Linked DNA regions of Homo sapiens: region 1 is linked to region 2. Evidence: chromatin contacts called from ENCODE Hi-C or POLR2A ChIA-PET data. All regions are on one chromosome and are shown on one strand. Each heading gives the region's core, a stretch centred on a gene start or an enhancer-like site at or near the end of the contact. The rest is flanking DNA. Distances are from core to core; before and after follow the strand shown.

Region 1 (5,577 bases), core at 2,466-4,965, 410 kb before region 2:
TGAGCAATGAGGACAACCAGAGGTCACTTTCTTCGCCATCTTGGTTTTGGTGAGATTTGGCGGCTTCTTTACCATGTTCTGTTCTAACAGCAGGGTCTTCGTGACCTGTGTCCTGTGATACTGTCCTGCCAACCTCCTATCTCCTCCTGTGAGTAAGAATGCCTGACCTCCTGGGAATGTGGCCCAGCAGGTCTCAGCCTCATTTTACCCAGCCCCTATTCAAGATGGAGTCGCTCTGGTTTTTTTGTTTGTTTGTTTGTTTGAGCCGGAGTCTCGCTCTGTTGCCCACAGGATGGAGTGCAGTGACGTGATCTCGGCTCACTGCAACCTCTGCCCCCCGGGTTCAAGCGATTCTCCTGCCACAGCCTCCCGAGTAGCTGGGATTACAGGCATGCACGACCATGCCCAGCTATTTTTTTTGTATTTTTAGTGGAGACGGAGTTTTACCATGTTGGCCAGGCTGCTCTCGAACTCCTGGCCTCAAGTGATCCTCCTGCCTCGGCCTCCCAAAGTGCTGGGATTACAAGTGTGAGCCACCGCGCCTGGCCAGGCTTTTGCATTTCTGACAACCAGATGGACACCCCTGGCCCATCCTGTGGCCTCCACCCAGAAGTGGACTCACGGCATGAGGGCCGTGTTCCACATCCCTATGATCCCATCCCCAACTAGCCAGCAGCACCTAGACCCTAGCCTCCTGACCACCAAACTATCTTCAAAAAACCCCTGAGTGGGTGCAGTGGCTCACGTCTGTAATCCCAGCACTTTGGGAGGCCAAGGCTGGTGGATCCCTTGAAGTCAGGAGTTCAAGACCAGCTTGGCCAATGTGGCAAAAACCCATCTCTACTAAAAGTACAAAAATTAGCCGGGCGTGGTGGCGGGTGCCTCTAATCCCAGCTACTCAGGAGGCTGAGGCAGGAGAATCACCTGAACTTGGGAGGCGGAGGTTGCAGTGAGCTGAGATCATGTCACTACACTCCATCCTGGGCGACAGAGCCTTCAGGGAGCTTGGTTTGAGTAATGACTCCGTTTCCTGCATGGCATAGCCAGCCTCAGGCCAACTAAACTCTTTTTACTGCAATGCCACGGTCTTTGTGAATCGATTTTGTTTGTGCAGTGAGCAGGGAGAACCTGTCCGGCAGCTACAACTGTTGCTGGTGGGCTGGGCAGGTTCTTGGCTTCACTGCACAAATAATTTGAGAGCAAGTCCAAAGTGTGAGTAAGCAAAGAAATTTATTGCAAAATGAAAGTACTCTCTAAGAGGCAGAGCAGACTATTCACAGGGAGAGGCAGCAGCTAGTGCCTTAAGATAAATTCCTTTTTGGGGGCTGTACGTACATAGTCAGAAAATACCGGTGAGGTCAGGTGTGCAAAGGTGGACCTACGGTTGGACTCAGCATCTGCCTGCTCTAACACACATTGCATGTATCAATAGCATACAAAATCTCCACCTAGGGGTGGGTTTTGTTTTCGTTTTTGTTTTTGTTTTCGAGAGTCTTACTCTGTCACACAGGATGGAGTGCAGTGGCACGATCTCGGCTCACAGCAACCTCCGCCTCCCGGGCTCAAGCATTTCTCCTGCCTCAGCCTCAGGTTTTTTTTTTTTAACTATTAAAATGAGGAAAATGTTGGCCCGGCGCTGTGGCTCACGCCACAGTAATCCCAAAGTAATCCCGACACTTTGGGAGGCTGAGGCGGGCAGATCACCTGAGGTCAGGTGTTTGAGACCAGCCTGGCCAACGTGGTGAAACCCCGTCTCTACTAAAAATACAAAAATTAGGCAGGTGTGTTGGCAAGTGCTGGTAGTCCCAGCTACTTAGGAGTTTGAGGCAGGAGAATCGCTTGGACCCAGGACTTGGAGGCTGCAGTGAGTCTTGATTGTTCCACTGTACTCCAGCGTTGGCAACAGAGTGGGATTCCATCTCAAAAAAATAAAATAAAATGAGGAAAAGTTTACTATTAGCTAAACCTTAACTCTAGCTGCACATGTGGGGCCTGGAAGAAGTCCCTGGCCCCTTTTAAGGCAGGAATTTTTTTTTTTTTTTTTTTGAGATGGAGTTTCACTCTTGTTGCCCAGGCTGGAGTGCAATGGCACGATCTCGGCTCACGGCAACTCCACCTCCTGGGTTCAAGCGATTCTCCTGCCTCAGCCTCCCAAGTAGCTGGGATTACAGGCATGTGCCACCAAGCCCAGCTAAGTTTTGTATTTTTAGTAGAGACAGGGTTTCACCGTGTTGGTCAGGCTGGTCTTGAACTTCCGACCTTAGATGGATCCACCCGCCTCAGCCTCCCAAAGTGCTGGGATTACAGGTGTGAGCCACCACACCCGGCCTTAGGCAGGAATTTGTAGCTAATAGCTTCTTGGGCTTTTTGGTGTTGATTGGCTGGAGATTGGGGAAGCTGATGAAGCCGATTCAGGAATAAGGGACTTTTGTTCTCTTTCGCTGGCAGTACCGGATATGAGGAATTTGTAACCCATCTGGCGGTCTGCTGGTATCCTTCAGGACTGCTTACCTTGTAAAAGAGATAGGTGCTCAGGCATGGGAATGCAAGGGATGCGGAGCCCGCTGGGTGTCACACAAGGGGACAAGTCAGGATGGCCTCCTAATCTTAGTTATGATGCCTCACAATGGAAGGCAAAGACCCCTGCATTTTTCCTGTGTCTAAACTCTAAAGCTAAGTTCTCCAACTCAGGGCCTGCAGGCCGGATGAAGCCCAGGATGGCTTTGAATGCACCCAACACAAATTCGTAAACTTTCTTAAAACATTATGAGATTATTGGCTGGGAGTGGTGGCTTACGCCTGTAATCCCAGCACTTGGGAGGCCGAGGCAGTCGGATCACGAGGTCAGGAGATCGAGACCATCCTGGCTAACACGGTGAAACCCCGTCTCTACTAAAAATACAAAAAATTAGCCGGGCTTGGTGGCGGGCGCCTGTAATCCCAGCTACTCGGGAGGCTGAGGCAGGAGAATGGCTTGAACCCGGGAGGCGGAGCTTGCAGTGAGCCGAGATCGCGCCACTGCACTCCAGCCTGGGCGACAGAGCGAGACTCCGTCTCAAAAAAAAAAAAAAAAAAAGAAAAAAAAAACATTATGAGATTATTTTGCAATTTTTGTCTTGTTTTAGCTCATCAGCTATAGTTAGTGTTCCTGTATTTTATGTGTGGCCCAAGACAATTATTCCAATGTGTCCCAGTGAAGCCAAAAGATTGGACACCTATGTCTAAAGCAACTAAAACAAAATATCCGCGAATTTGAAAATGTGAGCTACGTGGCCATCTAGTGGCCAGAAGGGAACATCACAACGCACTCATTAATAAGAAAAGCCACATGTAAATGCATAAAAATGACCTTATTTCTGGAAGAAATAACAGACATTCAAGGAAGAAAAATCCCAACAATGGGAATATCTTTGTGCAGGAGTATGTTATCACGAGGAATGTGTTGGCTGGAGGAAATGAGCATTTATTACTTATTTTAGCGTTTATTGTTTATCAGGGTAATTGGGCGTTGGAGGATTGCGCGAAAGACCACGCCCCCAACCTCGTCCCGGGACCTCGGTCTTGTTTTAGCCACGCCCCGGGGAGGATCCAGTACAAGCCACGCCCACAGCGCGATTCTGTCCCGAGACTTGCCCTCGAGGGGCGGATCTGCCAACAATGCCAATTATCTCCCAGACGGCGGAAACTAGCTTTTCCTGCTCAGCGATTGGACGACGTAGGTCGTCCCGCCTATCTTTGAGGCTCCACCAATCCCAAGCTCATTACTAGCCCACTTTTCAGCTCCCAGCCGCCCCGGAACCGGAAACGGAAGCATCCGTCTGTGACCCGCGGCGGCCGTCTCCCTCAGTGGCCGCAGCGCCTCCCGTGAGAGCGGTTTCTCCTCCTTGTACTGCTGGACCTGGCCCCGTATCTTCGTGGCAGAGGCCAAGCAAGGGGACTCCGATGCCGGGGCGTAGGGGGGTTTGGGTCAAAGGATGGGGGCAGAGTTCAAAGTGCAGGGGGCGGGCTCGTTTAATGGCGAAGTCCTGGCACCGCGCCCCAGGGAGGAGGCTCCGGAGGCCAGTGGAACCCCGCTAGACTTCAGGGGTCTTGGTTGGGGACGCGGGGCGTTTTGACCCCCTAGGCCTGAGGATCCTAGGCCTGAGTAACCCATCGGATTTGGAGGGAAGGGTGGGGTTTAGGTGAAATGTAAATACTGCGTGGTTTCCATTTGGCAAAGAGCAAGCTTGTAAAGGGGTCACCCTCGGGTCTGGGCTGCGAAGTGCAGCCGGGACCTGTTTCCTTGGGAACCACAAGATAAGACCGCTGTAGATTGTTATGTCCGGAAACCGCTTATCAGAGCCCTGCACCTGGGTTGGAAATGGAGACGGATTCTCTGTGTCCAAGAAAATCAGACCCTCCGGCCGGAAAAGGGAAGTTTATTCTTACTGATAAAATGTCAATCACTGTGTATGATTGTAATGGGCAAGGAAGGCATTTAGCGAGCTAGAAGACATTGATGGCTCAGAAAAAGGTGTCCTTGGCAAAAATACTGTTTTCTGTTAATTTTCCAACTGATACCATCTGGGTCTGTCCTCCCAGCCTGATGAATGTGTAGGCAGATACTTTCTCAGTCGGAGTTGATTTTTATTATCTTGATTGCTGCATCCTGTGCACAGAGGTTTTCTGCTCAGCTGGGCTTCATCCTGGGGTCCCAGTCCTGGCCCCAAGCCTTAATCAGCTCTCGGGTGATATTAGGCAAGTTGCCAAGCCCCTAAGTGCCTCAGTTTCCAGGTCTGTAAAATACATAACATTACCTGCATTTGTCAAATAGTGCTGTGTGTGGATTATTATTGGCAGCTCATCATCACCATTATCACCCTCCTGTAAACGTCTTGGACCCCTTAAGTGAAGACAGCAGGGTTACGGCGGATAAAATGATGGACTTCAGAGAAAAGACTCTAAGACCAAATAGAGTCTAAAGCAGTGATTATCAAAGAGGGGAGGAGAAATTTTACGCCCAGGGGACACTGGACAATGTCTGCAGACTTGGTTGTCACAACCGGGGATGGGGTTGGGGCGACTGGCATCCAGTGGATGAGGAGGTCTAGGGTGCTGCTCAACACCCTGCAATGAATAGCACGCCAGTCTTTTGGATTTGAGCCCACCTTAATCTCATTTTAATCGAATTGCCTCTTTAAAGGCCTATCTTCAAATACCTTCTGAGGTACTGTGGGTTAGGCCTTCACCTTACGGATTTGTGGGGACGCAATTCACCCGTTAACGCTATACATACACAAAAATTCATAGACTACACCTCAAAAGAAAAATTCAACATGACCATATAATACTATAAAATAAAAGAAGATGCAATACCTGGTTTGGGGTTGGATCTTCGGAGGACCAGCTGTAAAGACCATTTGGGGTATAATTGAAGGAAATACGATTATGGGCTAGGTATAAAGGAATGATTGTTAACTATCTAAAGTGCGAATATGAAGTGTGGACTTTTAGATAAAAATACAGATTTTTCTCTAAAATAGCATTTGGGAGGTGTTTAAGAGCAGAGTGTTACAGTGTCCTCAATTTACTTTTTTT
Region 2 (6,184 bases), core at 424-2,923:
GCCACCGTGCCCGGCCTATGTGTGCACCTTTCTGCAGAGTCTAAACCAGGGTCCCCTAGGCACTGTAGACATGGCGGCCAGATTGTTCTCTGAGGTGGGCCTGTCCTGGGCACTGCAGGGTGCTGAGCAGTATCCCTGGCCTCCACCCACTCCATGCCAGGAGCACCCCCCAGTTACGACAACCACAGATGTCGCCAGACAGCGCCCAGGGTCCCCTGGGGGACGGAATTACCTCTAGGTGAAACCCCCAGGGATAGGGGATTCCACGGACCCCCAAGAGACTCTGCGTCCCATGATCCTCTGCTGTGCTGAGGTCCCAGGAGGCTGCACACAATGAAATCCACACCGAGCTGGGAGGGAGAGAGGAGGTGAATCCCAGGAGTTGGGGGTCCCCCTGGTTCACACCATCCATCCCGTTGGGAGCTTATTCTAGTGTGGGTAGGGATTGAACCCCATTTTCCCCAAATAATTAACTCAGGGTCTTCTCCCTCAGCACTGTGGACAGTGGGGTAAGATCCTTCTCTGGGGTGAGGCTGTGCTGGGCACTTACGGTTGCTGAGCAGCGCCCCTGGCCTCCACCCACTCCATGCCAGGAGCTCCCCCAACCCCGACAACCACAGATGTCTCAGGCATCGCCCAGGGTTTCCTGGCGGGGCTGAATCACCCACCCCCCCAATTAAGAGCCACTGTTGGCCCAGCACGGTGGCTCATGCCTAAAATCCCAGCACTTTGAGAGGCCAAGGTGGGCAGATCACCTGAGGTCAGGAGTTTGAGACCAACCTGGCCAACATGGTGAAACCCCATCTCTACTAAAAATGCAAAAATTAGCTGGGCGTGGTGGGGGTGGGGGGCGCCTATAACCCCAGCTACTCAGGAGGCTGAGGCAGGAGAATCTCCTGAACCCGGGAGGCGGAGGTTGCAGTGAGCCGAGATCGCGCCACTGCACACTGTCCTCAGGGGCTTCTGTGAGATGCACTGAGGTCCTCATGGCTCCCGGGGGTGCTCATGGCTGAGGCCCTCGTGCCCACAGCAGGCGTGCAGATGTGCACATTGACGCAGGTGCCCAGGGACACAGCTCTCTGCAAACCCAGCTGCCCCAGCCACTGTACGAAGGCGACTTGTTCCTCACAGTGCCTCGGAGCCTTCTCTTCTCTCCCAAACTACTGTTCCATTTTGTTTGGGTTTGGATCTTTTCCTCTCTAAACATAACACCCTGTCTCTCTTGTCTCTGAACACTGTGTTCTCAGAAGCAGTCATCCCTCCACGGGGAAGGGCTGACGTTTCCACTCCAAGCATTGTCTCCCCTCCTGCCAAATCTGGTTGCTGGTTTTGTTGCTTGGGGTTTATTTTTCTTTCCTTTTTCGAGGCAGGCAGAGGTTTGGAGGGGTGAGAGGTGGGGGATTGCCAGACCCCCAGGAGGAAAGAGTCCAGGAGCTCTGCGAGCTATAAAGCTACTGGTTCTGGAAGTTTTAGAGCCAGATGAAGGTTGCTTCTGTTCTCACGTTGCTGCTGCAGGCCGGCCGCCCCTCCCGCCTTCAAGGCCACCTTCCCCCGGGGCTGACTCACCCCGGCACGCCGCGCCACACAAGGCTGGCTCTGCTTTGATGAGCAGACTGGAAAAGCGCAGCCGCCTCATTGTGGAGCTGCCTGGAAGCCGCCAGAGCCCGCTCTGAGCTGGAATTCGCTGAGCCTGACTTCCTGTGCCGTCAGGAGAGCAAACGCCCGCTGGCCTTAGGAGCCGGTTTACAGGAAGCAGCCATGGGAGGACGGTTTGCTCGGCTCATGGAGAAGCAGCCACCCTCTGCACGGGTTTTAATGCTGCACCCTCATCTCAGGGCTGTGAAAAGAAAAATTGCAGGCCGGGAGCGGGGGTTCATGCCCGGGATCCTAGCACTTTGGGAGGCCGAAGCAGAGGGATTGCTTGAGCCCAGGAGTTTGAGACTGGCCTGAGCAATACGGTGAGGCCCCAGCTCTAAAAGAAAAAATATTAAAAATTAGCCGGGCATGGTGGTGCACACCTGTAGTCCCAGCTACTCAGAAGGCTGAGGTGGGAGGATCTCTGGAGGCCAGGAGGTCAAGGCTGCAGTGAGCTGTGATTGCACCACTGCACTCCAGCCTGGGTGACAGAGCAAGACCCTGTGTCAAAAAAAAAAAAAAAAAGGAGGCCAGGCACGGCGTCTCATACATGGAATCCCAGGACTTTGGGAGGCCAAGGCAGGTGGATCACTTGAGATCAGGAGTTTGAGACCAGCCTGGCCAACATGGTGAAACCCTGTCTCTACAAAAAAATAAAAATAAAAAATAAGCCTGGTGTGGTGGTGGATGCCTGTAATCCCAGCTACTCGGGAGACTGAGGCAGGAGAATCACTTGAACCTGGGAGGCGGAGGTTGCAGGGAGCCGAGATGGCGTCATTGCACTCCAGCCTGGGTGACAGAGCGAGACTCTGCCTCAAAAACAAAACAAAACAAAACAAAAACCACCAAAAAAAAAAAAAAAAAAGGAAAACAGCAGAGATGATGTGTGCAGCATGCTCAGTCCAGCGTCTAACACCTAGCAGCAGCAGATGGCAAATAAGAGCTGAAGCTGTCCTGGGCTGTGGGACCCCATGCCTGCTCACCGGGGGGCCCTCCAGCCTGGAGACCCCAACCAGTCCCATCCTGGCCTTGCGTATCAGCTCCTTACACTGCATAAGAAACTACTGCATATGTGGTGGCTTAGAGCAACACGCCTGCCTGAGCTTACAGTTCTGGAGGTCATGGTGCAATGACGTCCTCTGCCCAGGGTCTCCCAGGCTGAAACTGAAACGTGAGCCGCCTGCTGTCTGACGCGAAGCTTCCAGTTGTCGTCCCCAGCTCATTCAGGTTCTTCCTGAATTCACTTCCTTGCAGTCGTAGGGCGCAGTCCCCCTTTCCTTGCTGGCTGTCAGTAATAAACATTCAGTGCACAAATGAAAAAACCCACCCCAGGCCAGGCGCGGTGACTCGCACCTGTAATCCCAGCACTTTGGGAGGCCGCGGTGGGTGGATTGCTTGAGGCCAGGAGTTCAAGACCAGCCTGGGCAACATGGTGAAACCCCGTCTCGACTAAAAAATACAAAAGTTAGCTGGATGTGGTTGTGAGCGCCTGTAATCGCAGTTACTCGGGAGGCTGAGGCAGGAGAATCACTTGAACCTGGGAGGCGGAGGTTGCGGTGAGCCGAGATCACGCCATTGCACTCCAGCCTGGGTGACAGAGCAAGACTCCATCTCAAAAAAAAAAAAAAAAAAAAAAAAAGAACACACAGCGCTGCCTCCCATGAGCCTAGCCAAGGCCCGACTGTGCACCTGCCACAGGGAGCTCTTTGGAAGGGCCGCCCTGCAGCCAGCCCCAGACAGGAGGCCCAGCAGCACTGGGTACAGAAGCACCATTTCTTCCCATCTCAGCCCTCGGCCCTGATCAGCCTTTCTTATTTTATTTTTATTTTCTTGAGACAGAGTCTCACTTTGTCCCCCAGTCTGGAGTGCAATGGTGAAACCCTAGCTCACTGCAACCTCAAACTCCTGGCCTCAAGCCATCCTCCCGCCTCAGCCTCCCGGAGTAGCTGAGACTACAGGCTTGTGCGACCACACCCAGCTTACCTTTTAATTTTTTTTTTTTTTTTTGATGGAGTCTTGCTGTGTCGCCCAGGCTAGAGTGCAGTGGCGTGATCTCGGCTCACTGCAACCTCCGCCTCCCAGGTTCAAGCGATTCTCCTGCCTCAGCCTCCTGAGTAGCTGGGATTACAGGTGCCCACCACCATGCCAGGCTAATTTTTTTGTTTTTTGTATTTTTAGTAGAGACGGGGTTTCACCATCTTGGCCAGGCTGGTCTCGAACTCCTGACCTCGTGATCCACCCACCTCGGCCTCCCAACCTGCTGGGATTACAGGCGTGAGCCACTGCCCCCGGCCTTGATTTTTTTACTTAGAGGCAGGGTCTCGCTGTATTGCCCAGGCTGGAGTGCAGTGGTGCCATCCCAGCTCACTGCACCCTCATTATGTTCTCCTGAAATTCGGCTTCGCTTCCCCAAGAACATTTATTTTTATTTTTTTATTTTAGAGACAGGGTCTCACTGTGTTGCCCCAGGCTGGCTTTGAACTCCTGGCCTCAAGCAATTCTCCTGACTCAGCCTCCCAAAGTGCTGGGATTACAGGCACGAGCCACCGCACCCAACCTGATCAGCCTCTTTTAACAGGGTCTGGGGGACTCAGGACCTTCCCTGCCGATGGAGGAACCCTCGGTAGCTCCCGCTCCCTCGCCTCTCTGGCCGCCAGGCCCAGGAGCCGCTCGGTAAAGTCCCTGTCTCTGCCAGGCCGGGTGCATTCTTGACATTCCTGTCCTTTTACGCAGGCCGCCCCGGCCAGCTCTCAGAAGCCTCCACCGGCTGCATGCTCTCTCCCTGCTGGTGAGAAGATGGCCCTGGCGGCGGCGGCTCCTGGTCGGTTTATCGAGCCGGGAGTGGCACTTTCCCAACTATGAGAACTATGCTTGGAATTCAGAGCCACCGCCAGCCTCTCTGGGTCTCGCTGTCACGGCTTCCTGTGCAGCTGGAAAACACCTCCAAGAGTGGCCGTGGCATCACAGACCTAAAAAAGGAGCTGGGTTTGCTCCGGCAGGTCTCCCCGGGAGGAGGGAAGCCAGTCTGTCCCGCTGCCCGGCGGGCCTCGCTGTCTGCTCGGCAGAGACAGGCCAGGCAGGTTTGGACTTCTCGGGATGCTCCAGCCTCAGCGCCCCCAGGGTCCCCGCAAAATCTCCAACCACCCCAGGCCTGCTGTCTGCTTCTTGGCTTTACAGCCCAGGACACCTGGATTCAGCCCACCCACCCCCGAGCAGGGGCCCACGCACCCACCCTCTGCACAGGCTGGGCACGCCGTCGGGCTAAGGGTCCCGGCAAGAATCAGTCTTAGAGCACAGGCCGAGTGTGGAGGCTCCGTCTGTAATCCCAGCACTTTGGGAGGCTGAGGCAGGAGGATCACCGGAGGCCAGGAGATCAAAACCAGCCTGGACAACATAGTGAGACCCCCATCTCTACAAAAAATTAAAAAATTAGGGGGGCATGGTGGTGTGTGCCTGTGGTCCCAGCTACTTGGGAGGCTGGGGCAGGAGAACGGCTTAGGCCCAGGAGTTCAAGTTTTCAGTGAGGTGGGATCACACTACTGTACTCTAGCCTGGGCAACAGAGTAAGACCCCTTCTCAGAGAAGAAAAAGAAAGAAAGAGAGAGAGAGACGGAAGGAAGGAAGGAGAAAAGAAAAGAAAGAAATTGAGAAAGAAACAGAGAGAGAGAGAGAGGGAGGGAGGAGGGAAGGAAGGGAGGGAGGGAGGGAGGGAGAGCCAGAGAGAAAGAGAAAGAAAGAAGAAAGAAAAAAGGAAGGAAAGAGAGAGAGAAGGAGGGAGGGAGGAAGGAAGGAAGGCAGGAAGGAGAGGGAGAGAGAAGAAAGAAAGAGAAAGAGGGAGGGAGGGAAGGAGGAAGGAAGGAAGGAGAGGGAGAGAGAAAGAAGAAGGGAGGGAGGCAGGAAGGAGAAAGGAGAGGTGTGAGTTCCTGCGATGGTGTGTATTTAGAATGCAGAACTTTAGGCCACTGGATGAGCAAGGCCTCTAGGTTGTTCTCCCTAAACCCTTTGGCCAATGAGACAGGGCAGCTGGGGGAGGGACGACACCCAGCCTCCAGCACAGAGGTCCATTCAGGGCTCCACTGGGACCGTGTCAGGTGTGTGTCCATCCCCCATTGGATATCGTATGTGTCTAAAATTGAGCTTATGGCCGGGCGCAGTGTCTCCCGCCTGTAATCCCAGCGCTTTGGGAGGCCGAGGCGGGCAGATCACCTGAGTTCAGGAGTTCGAGACCAGCCTGGCCAACATGGTGAAACCCCGTCTCTACTAAAAATACAAAAATTAGCCAGGCGTGGTGGCGGACACCTGTAATCCCAGCTGCTCGGGAGGCTGAGGCAGGAGAATCGCTTGAATCAGGAAGCAAAGGTTGCAGTGAGCCGAGATCACGCCTTTGTACTCCAGCCTGGGTGACAAGAGGGAAACACCATCCAAAAAAAAAAAAAAAGTTGGTATATATGTTTATTTCTCAGTTTGTGAAAATATCCTTAATTTATTGTCGTCACAAACAAATTTCAATTCTGATTACTATGCAAGGAAAAAACAGAAGATAATCTGC

What was found. A loop is a pair of places that touch in the nucleus more often than their neighbours do. ChIA-PET counts read pairs that join two places held with the same protein, here RNA polymerase II (POLR2A). Pooled maps may share reads with other maps.
Region 1: a pooled map shows a loop between it and region 2 (7-fold over the local background). The contact joins two enhancer-like sites. A Hi-C loop is called at or near these places in 5 of 50 pooled maps. POLR2A ChIA-PET finds 5 or more read pairs at or near these places in 2 of 52 experiments (HepG2 and activated B cell).

What each region holds. Positions count from the first base shown.
Region 1 is chr19:2,948,894-2,954,470 of GRCh38, reverse strand. No RefSeq gene overlaps it. Among named protein-coding and RNA genes, the nearest start is that of ZNF77, 6.7 kb to the right of the region's middle. RefSeq lists an enhancer at 3,827-3,896. Within about 2 kb of position 3,715, at least 32 of the 41 ENCODE cell types and tissues checked have a DNase peak (open chromatin) inside an H3K27ac peak, as active enhancers do.
Region 2 is chr19:2,539,198-2,545,381 of GRCh38, reverse strand. All of the region lies in intron 3 of GNG7 (G protein subunit gamma 7), which reads left to right. It also overlaps the pseudogene ELOCP28. Among named protein-coding and RNA genes, the nearest start is that of GADD45B, 66 kb to the right of the region's middle. RefSeq lists enhancers at 140-189, 1-533, 534-1,353, 1,660-1,719, 1,354-2,173 and 3 more and a silencer at 1,080-1,169. Within about 2 kb of position 1,673, at least 34 of the 41 ENCODE cell types and tissues checked have a DNase peak (open chromatin) inside an H3K27ac peak, as active enhancers do.